Regions from separate parts of the Mus musculus genome. Here region 1 is linked to region 2. A link is a contact called in ENCODE Hi-C or POLR2A ChIA-PET data. All regions are on one chromosome and are shown on one strand. The core of a region is the stretch at or near the end of the contact, and the rest is flanking DNA. Distances in the headings are between cores, read along the strand shown. Region 1 holds the start of Efs (embryonal Fyn-associated substrate). Region 2 holds the start of Bcl2l2 (BCL2-like 2).

Region 1 (4,368 bases), core at 1,623-4,122, 43 kb after region 2:
CCTCCCCAGTGCTGGGTGTACAGCTGAGTACCCTGCACATGGCAGTACTTGGGTGCTGGGGGTCAAACTCAGATCCTTAATTTATGCAGCAAACACTTTACCAATTGGGCCATGCCCCCAGCCCCAGTGCCTTTCCTTCTAATTGAAAACTAGAAATTAGTATTTTGGATCTAGCCAGTGATTAAAGTCAAGGCTGTAAGTACAGATGGACTTGGGGGTTGAGTTCCTTTCTTGCTTGGATGCCTTTAAGGAGATTTTAAATATCCCTATATTGTAGTGTCCTCCACTGTAGAATTTTCTTATCTCTAGACAAGTACCTATTTTTGAATGATCAAACGTCCTTGTAAGGTTGAAAGCTGTATGAGACAATGCATCAAAAGGTCATGACAAAGTTTAGTGGGGGAGGGCAGGTGTGTAAACTGTAAATGTTACCATTGTTGTGATCCTGTGAGTTTCACTAGCATAAATACTCCTCACCCAAACACCTTCTGGACTTCAAAAGTGACACTAACTCCAGGATCCTGACAGCAGCTTTGGCACTCCCAAAGGCACCCTGCCACCAGAGGACGAAAAGGTCTTGTCTGAGGAATGAAAATTGGATCCGTCCTCAAGGTGTTCTGTGGCTCCCGGGTTTTCTTTCACTTTCATAACTTTTCTTCCCATAGCCACAGTCCAGGAAAGCAGGTGGCAGCCTGGCGTTCCCTGGGGATCCCCAGCAAGGGCTGGAGAAGCTGAGCTCCAAGACAGAAAGCAGAGGTGGCGGCTGTATGGCTCCTCCCAGTATTAGGTTTGAATTTTATCCAATGGGGCCATGCTTTGCAGTTTGCCTAAACCCAGGCCAGAGCTGCTGATAGGATGATGGATTATGGGTGTGACCCCTCCTGCTTTATCTCCTCTTAGGGGCCCAGCTGACTTGTGAGGCAATGGCTGACTTATTTGGGTGGCAGGGTGCCACTGCGCTTTCTGGGAGGCCTCCTCCCGCAATTCCAACAAGCCAACTGTCCCTGTCTTTTGTTCCTAGTCACTAGAAAGTGGCCCGAGGCGGGCTGACATCATCGCCCCTACTCTATGTTATTTTCCCCAGCCTGGTCACCTGCCTGTTTCTCCATTTTCCCCCCAATCCTTTAGAGTTGGGCTTCCTTGGCCTTCCATTTTCCTTGGGCTTCCTGGTCTTTGTCAGAAAACTCCTTTTACTTACCTCCCAATTACAAGCCCCTGCCAACCCCCAATAGGCATCTGTTTCCACCCAGCAAGAGCAGATAGGATGGGGTTACACTCCGCCCTCCCCCCTCATCCCCCAACTATCCACAACCACTATAAAGAAAGAGAATAGGGAGAGAGGAGGAGGGGCCAACCCAGAACCAGAAGGCACAGGGGATGAGGACTGAGAGGGAGGGAGAAAGGAACAAAAGAGGACAGGCTTCTGGGAGAGATCACTGAGTGGATAGAAATAAACAGGACAGTGCCATAGAGCAGGTTGGAGGTGTCTGCCTGGCAAACCTCCTTTCCCTGGTGAACTCACCGACGTGGCAATGGCCATGGCTCTGGCCTCCAGCGTCGCCTGCTTCAGGCCAGGCTCTGTTTCGCTGACTTCAGCGATGGCTGCCCCACACCATGGTTCCCGGCCTCCAAGTCAGAAGGTCACCCCAAGCTGTAGCGCTTGAGGAGATAGATGCCTCCCCCCAAAGTTGGAGGAAGAGAAAGAAAACCCACAAAACTTTCCAAATAGGAGGCAGCTTGGCCAAGCAGGAGGAGGAGTAAGGCGGGCCTGGGCGTCGCTGCGGGACCTCATCCAAGGGGCGCGCTCTAAATTGTCCCCCAGGGTCTCTCGGGGCTCCAGGCCCCCACAGCTGCCGCCTTAAGTCGCAGAGGCCTCCTGGACTCACATGGGCTCACAGCTCACTTCCCAGGCTAAGAGACAGGAGCTGTGGCTGCTTTCGACGCCTCTCCAAGCAGCTCAGGCTAGCCCCGAGGGCTGGGAGAAGCCGCCTGAGTGGTTGGGCTGGACGAGCGACTCTTGGGGCCAACCCTCCCCCAGCGGCGCAGAGCGGTGCTCCCAGGGCTGTCTGTGGTCGTGGCAGCCGGGCCACTGCGGCGGGACCCGCGGGGAAGGAGGAGGAGCGACAACTGAGCTGCGTGTCGCCAAACTCGCTCAAGTCAGCGCAAAGGCCGGCGCCAAAAGGCCTAAGAGCGCGTGGCGGTGGAGCTGGGCTGTCTGCCCAGGCCCGCGCCGAGGCGAGCTCTCCCGGCCACACTCCTTCTCAACACAGCCGGGTCTTGGAGGTGGCCGCCAGGCACCTCTCAGTCTCAGCGCTCAAGGGCGCGCACCACCCTTTGCCCCAGGCACCCCTCTGGCCCCAGTCCCCGCTCACACACCCTGGACCGGGCCCTCGGCGCGTCCCAAAGCTTAGGGAAGCTCCAGGTGTCTTGGGAAATGAAGAAAAAGGCACCGAGCAAAAGGGAACAGAGAAGGGGAGGAGCAGTGCTGTGGGCTCGCCTAGGGTCGAGGTGGGGACACTGAGGGTTAGAAAAGGTCCGGGGTCGCGCGCGGCCCCCGATCACCCCTTGCACTCCGCGCCCCTTCCCTCCCTTGCCCGGGCTCCCGCTCCCCCTCGGCAAGCTCTCCCTCCCCTCCCCGCAGGCCCATTCCTCTCGCGAGGGGCTCGGGCCAGGGGATTAAGAGAAGGGGGAGGAAGGGGGAAGGGGAAGCTGTAGGGAAAGGGGACGATCCTTTCCGAGGCGGTGTTGAGTTTCAGCTCCAGACCCTCGGGCCAAACTGCGCGCCCCAGCCCGGCCACTCTCCCCCGCACCTTCCTCCTCGGGACCGCGCAGCAGACCGCGGGGTGGTCTGGTCCGCGCGCTCCGGGGAGCTCGGCTCTGCCCGACACGCCCCCGCTCTCCCCCGCCAGCCCCACGCCTCTCCCTGCCTCCCTTTCATTAGCCCCACATCTGTCTTTCCCGAGGGAGGGGACGCGCTGCTTCCGCCGCGCGCTAGGGTCCCGGCGGTTTGAGCACGCTGACTTTGCAGGGGCTCAAACCGGCTGCGGGGGTGAGCCGGGGAGGTCCAGAGGGCCACAGGCTTGGAGTCTGGTGCTGAACAAAGATTCTGGCCCTTGGGAGAGAACAAGAAGCTTTAGCGGCTGGCACCAGATCCCAGGCTGGCCGGTTGCACCGCCTTTTAGCCTCCTTTGCCAGTCCGGGCCTGTTTCTTGTCTTTGGTTTGGCCCTCGCTGCTACTGGAGCAGCTGGAGTAGAGATCGTAGGCAGAAGATGACAAAACTCTTTCTGAGGGGCTGGAATCGGGAGTTTCAGCCAAACCCCAGCTCCTTGCCTCCTTTCCCCTTCCTGCGGCCTCCCTTCAGTCGCCCTCTTCTCTAGCCTTTACTTCGAGGAGATATACATCAGAGCTTCTCAGGGTTGGGAGAGATCTGTCTTCTTCAAAAGAAAAGAATTTGGGGCGGGGTGGGGGGAGTGTGTCCTGGTAAGCAAGCTGCTAAATAGAGGTGCAAAGCTGTAATGTTTCCCCAGTGTTTACGTTTAACAAATGAGCACTTTAAGCACAAACAGACAACGAGCTTAGTCGTAACCTCTTTACAAGAGAACAGATAAAATCTTACTTAAGGACCTTTGTGAACTGGAGGCTTTGAGACCACTGTTGCTCCACCACACCACAGTGTTCCACAAGCTTAAGCACAGCATTTTCCCAGAACCACCCGAGGGGACAATGTTTACTGCCTGGTTACCTAGAACCCTCTGCCGAGGGAGAGGGAGAGTTGGCACCTAAGGGTGGCTCAGTGAAAGTTTCAGGATGAACGCGGGATGAATGGTGCTGGCCCTGGTCAGTGATGCTGGAGGGCAGACTTCATGCCCTGGCTGGAAACCTTCAACAGACTCAGGCTCCATTAGAACGAAAAGGAATTTTCGGGGAAGCTAAGCAGAAGGATGTGAAAGGTCCAGGCAGGGCTGCAGTTTGAGAGATGGGTGGGGACCTCAGAGCTTGAGGAATGACTTTAGGTAGGGGCAGCTTCTGTCTTGGGAGTGAATCCTGGCTTGTTAGCTCTGATACCTTGGTCTAGTCATAGCCATCCGGCAGTTTTAATTCCTCCCGTGTAACAGTTGCTTTGGCAAGGAGAACACAGATGGAAAATGCCCCTTCTTCCTCTAACAACACTTTCACGAAAACCAGATGTTCTCAGCTGAAGGAATGGGAACCTTTGCTGCAGTCTTGGTTGGTTTTTTTTATTCTTCTGGAACTCACTCTGTAGACCAGGTTGGTCTCAAACTCAGAAATTCACCTGCCTCTGCCTCCCAAGTGCTGGGATTAAAGGCATGCCCCACCACTGTCCGGTCCTTTCCGACATTTATATA
Region 2 (4,605 bases), core at 842-3,341:
CCTGTACCCCAACCAGATCTGTCTCTAAAAACAAATGGGGGTGTCCTGCAGGTGGCATCTAGAATGATCAGTTTAAGAACAAAGGAGACACGGGGACAGGTAGAACGCTAGAACTGCACAGAAGTGGAACAGGCTGTACGTTCAGAGCAAAGGACTGAGCAGGAACTCAGAACTGCTGTGGATTCCAGCTGGAACAACAGCACTGACTGCCAGAGGGAAAGGAGGTCATTCTGAGGCATTCATTGTCAAGAGTTCAAACACAGGTCAGACTGATTTAGACTGAAGTCCTCACTCCTCTCCTTGGATGTGTGGATTTGGGTAAATGGTTTAATCCTTCCAAGTCTCAGCTTCCCCTTTTCAAGGAATAAGGATCAAGCAGTCTCAGGAATGAGGTGAGAATAAAACTTATACATGTAAAGAAAGATCTGTGGCTCACACCTGCAATACCATTTGGACTGCTGGCATAGACAGATTGTGAGTTCAAGGTCAGACTGACCTACAAGGAAGAGAGAGAGAGAGAGAGAGAGAGAGAGAGAGAGAGAGAGAGAGAGAGAGAGAGAGAGAGAGAGAGAACAATCAAAACAATCAATTCCCATAATGGATTGCTACTATGATCATTGTGGCTTCTCCGGTGACCACACAGACAAGTGGGAACATCAAGGTTTAGTGGGAGAAGCAAGGGGAAGTAACAAGAAAGAACTGAAGGAAAGAAGCATAATTGGGTTGCCTCTTTCTGGCCTTAACTGGAGTTCCAGAGCTGAAGAAATGGCAACCTTCAGGAGTCCTGGGTGGGGGGAGAGGTGGGAGGATCAGCACACTGATGAGTGCCCTCCTGTGGATCTGCTGTAGTCAGAAAGCTTCTTGCCCTGGAAACTTGCTCTACAGAAAGATATTATCACATGCTGGATAGTGGTGCCTCGGGCCTTTAATCCCATAGTGTCTGAGGCAGAGGCAGGCCAATCCCTGTGAGATCGAGGCCAGCCTGCTCTATAGAAGTGAGTTCCAGGGCAGCCAGGGCTACACAGAGAAGAAACCATGTTTCAAAATACACACACACTCGGTTTTTATATATACATATTTTTACATATATATATATACATAAATGCACATATAAATAGATATATGTATATTATATATACATATATGTGTATATTATAAATATGTATATGGAATATATAAAAATATAAAAATATTTACATATACTATACTGATATACTTTATATTTATATGTATATTGATACATTTATAAATTATATATAACATATATATTTATACTTATAAACATATTTATATTGTATGTGTATATATAAAAGCACATATTTATATAAACATATGTGTATGGATAAATGTATATATAATCCATGTATATGTGAATGTAGATATTCACATGTAAATTATAGATATATGTAATCTGTAAAACAGGTATTAACCCAACATTGGTAACCTGTATTTAGAGAGGGTGTGTAAGATTAGTAAGCTTGTATCAATTTGTGCCTTTTATTGTTTGATTTTTGTTTTAAATAGTAAGAATTAACTCCTGTGGTGGGTAACAAATGAAAAGAAAATCAATCTGATTACAAAAGATGAAGATTGCTTGTGGACACTGTAAACCAAGGCCTGACACCTTGATACCTAGCTGAAACTCCAGCCAAGGAAGAGCCCACTGCATTAAAGGTCCTGAGGGGAAGTATTTTTGTGTTTAGTGTTTCTACTAGCCCCACAAGGGCAAGAGGTTGTTCCCAGCTTAATAGGAACTGCTCTGCTTTTCCTAGGCACGCAATCCAAGCTGGAAAGTTCAACAAGTGCGTGAACAGAAGAGACCTTCCGGAAATGCTGAATTTGCACTGAGCTGCTGAGGCCCGGTGTGTTTCTCTGGGGACACTGCGGGCTTCGCAGGCAGCCGGCACAGGTCACTATGGCCTCTGAACAGCCCTTCAATGGCCCTCTCTTCCTGGAGTTGTGGCTCTTCCCAGCCCTGCCTCCCAGCCCCGCCCCTCTCTCTGGACGCATCTCTGTGTCCCATCATCACCCGGCGCCGGGCCCTCCCTCCCTGCCCTCCCCTCCTCCCTCCTTCCTTCCTTCCCTTCCTCCCTTTCTCCCTCCCTCCCTCCCTCCCTCCCAGCTCCTCCACCAGGAAACAACCGGATTCCGGATCCCGGCTGCGGCCTGACCCGTGAGATTCCTTAACCTGGCTGGCGGGCGGGGTTGGAGACCAGCTAAGGGTGGGGGAATGGGAGGAGCTGGGCCTTTGGGCTGCTCTTGGGGGTACCGGGAATAGAGATGGTGTCGGCAGGAAGCCCGTGGTCCCGGGTTTCCCAAGAGGGCAGTCATTAAACACGGAATCGGTCCCACAGCTGGCAAAGCTTTGGAGGTAGGGGCCCAGTCCCAGGCGCTGCAGTTCCAGTTCTTTCCGGGCCAGACCCAGGCCTTTCCCACCTAGTTCTCTCTCCCTCCCCTTTTCAGGGCTCCACTCTAGCCGGGAGGATGAAAGGCCTCAGCTGGGGGCTCCCTGCCACCAGCACTGGGTCCTAAGAGCTGCCATCCAGGCTGGGTAAGTGTCCTCTTCCTTTCTGCCCCATTACAGCCCTTGGCTTTTCCCATCTTCCTATTCAGCCCCTGTCTCCTCCCTATCTTGTGCCTCTGCCAACATCTTCGCATCATGCTCCTGGGGAGGTCTTAAGCCCCTTCCTATAGCCAAAAAGGGGTGTGTGTGTGTGTGTGTGTGTGTGTGTGTGTGTGTGTGTGTGTGTGTGTGTGTATAGAGGTGGCATACAGCTGGTGCTGTCGTATGAAAGGAATCTGAAGTAGTCTAAAAATAAGATTTCCTGTTGCACACTTAATTTGACATGTTATACGTGGCCAGCTGCTTATGCTCTGAACCTCCCCATGACTTAAATCCGTTGCTCTTTCTTGGCCCTGCCCAGTGCCTCTGAGCATTTCACCTATCTCAGGAGCTTGATCAAATAGGAAATGTCCCTTCTTGCTCTCTGTCAATAATTTCCTTATATTTATGTCAGTCTGTCATCCTTGCCCCTTTCAGCCGCCCGGATGGCGACCCCAGCCTCAACCCCAGACACACGGGCTCTAGTGGCTGACTTTGTAGGCTATAAGCTGAGGCAGAAGGGTTATGTCTGTGGAGCTGGCCCTGGGGAAGGCCCAGCCGCCGACCCGCTGCACCAAGCCATGCGGGCTGCTGGAGACGAGTTTGAGACCCGTTTCCGCCGCACCTTCTCTGACCTGGCCGCTCAGCTACACGTGACCCCAGGCTCAGCCCAGCAACGCTTCACCCAGGTTTCCGACGAACTTTTCCAAGGGGGCCCTAACTGGGGCCGTCTTGTGGCATTCTTTGTCTTTGGGGCTGCCCTGTGTGCTGAGAGTGTCAACAAAGAAATGGAGCCTTTGGTGGGACAAGTGCAGGATTGGATGGTGGCCTACCTGGAGACACGTCTGGCTGACTGGATCCACAGCAGTGGGGGCTGGGTAAGAAGTTCTCAATTGCTGCTCTCCGCATCCCTCTACAAAGTTGGTCTTCATGGGAAAATAGGGCCTCTGATGGGAGGCTGGGGTTGTGCTGGGAAGGGCTGAGTTCCCTTATTTAAGTGGAATCAGACTGAGAGCATCAAGCTCACAGTACTCCAGGGCTACCATGTAGTAGTAGCTGGATGGGCTTCACGGTCCCAAGCAGAAGACTGAATATAGAGTTTTATAAACAGAGAACCTTCAGCGAATAATTGTGACCCCTGCGTACATAGTATGGGTGGTGAGGCCGGTCAGGGATGGGTCATGGCTAGGCAAGCCTTAGCAAAGGATGCCAGTTCTGAACGGAACTTTATTGCCATGGAAGGGATGGGGCTGACATCACGTAGACAGTGCAGAGGAGCCAGGAACGGGGTTCGGAGGGGCTTGTGTGCAGTAGAGCTTCGGCTGGAGCAGCTGGGGATGGGGGCAGTGCTCACAGTGGATGGAACTGGAACTCTTCCTTCCCTCGTCTCTCCACTATCCTTTCCTGATCTCCCTTTCTCCTTTCTCTACTTCCCTTCTCTCCCACAGGCGGAGTTCACAGCTCTATACGGGGACGGGGCCCTGGAGGAGGCACGGCGTCTGCGGGAGGGGAACTGGGCATCAGTGAGGACAGTGCTGACGGGGGCCGTGGCACTGGGGGCCCTGGTAACTGTAGGGGCCTTTTTTGCTAGCAAGTGAGAAAGTCTAGGGCCAGGTGGGGCTAGGTGTGGCTAGGGGCCAGGAGAGCTGGAACAATAGCGAATGCCCTTGGAAGAAACTGGATGGTCACGGAACAGAGAAAGGCAGGGGAAGGTAGTGTGTGTGGGAGCCCAGCATGCCAGGCAGGTGGCAGGGAGAATGAGTTGGAAACATTAAGGAATGTTTCAAGGCCAAGAACCCAGAGAGTGGAGTCATCCCACGGCTTGGGGGGTGGGGGTGGGGAGGTGGGAGGAATCATGCCCATATCGCGGGCACACAACTACCCGGAACATGGCTTGTAGCTCCAAGGACGGTGAGCTTACTTCAAAGATCTGTGTCTCGACTAGATGAATGGGATTTAGGGAGCCTAGAATTCACTTCCCTTTGGGATGGAAGCTTGGTGAT

The links. A loop is a pair of places that touch in the nucleus more often than their neighbours do. ChIA-PET counts read pairs that join two places held with the same protein, here RNA polymerase II (POLR2A).
Region 1: POLR2A ChIA-PET joins it to region 2 with 21 read pairs in embryonic stem cell. The contact joins the promoter of Efs here to the promoter of Bcl2l2 in region 2. A Hi-C loop is called at or near these places in 1 of 37 maps with a recorded cell type or tissue (left cerebral cortex). POLR2A ChIA-PET finds 5 or more read pairs at or near these places in 4 of 5 experiments (Patski and embryonic stem cell).

What each region holds. Positions count from the first base shown.
Region 1 is chr14:54,923,916-54,928,283 of GRCm38, forward strand. Efs (embryonal Fyn-associated substrate) reads right to left here and starts at 2,873. Exons shown (of 6, transcript NM_010112.4): 1 at 1,523-2,873. The coding sequence starts at 1,540.
Region 2 is chr14:54,881,334-54,885,938 of GRCm38, forward strand. Bcl2l2 (BCL2-like 2) reads left to right here and starts at 2,092. Exons shown (of 4, transcript NM_007537.1): 1 at 2,092-2,173; 2 at 2,464-2,551; 3 at 3,041-3,480; 4 at 4,051-4,605. The coding sequence starts at 3,049. The coding sequence ends at 4,200.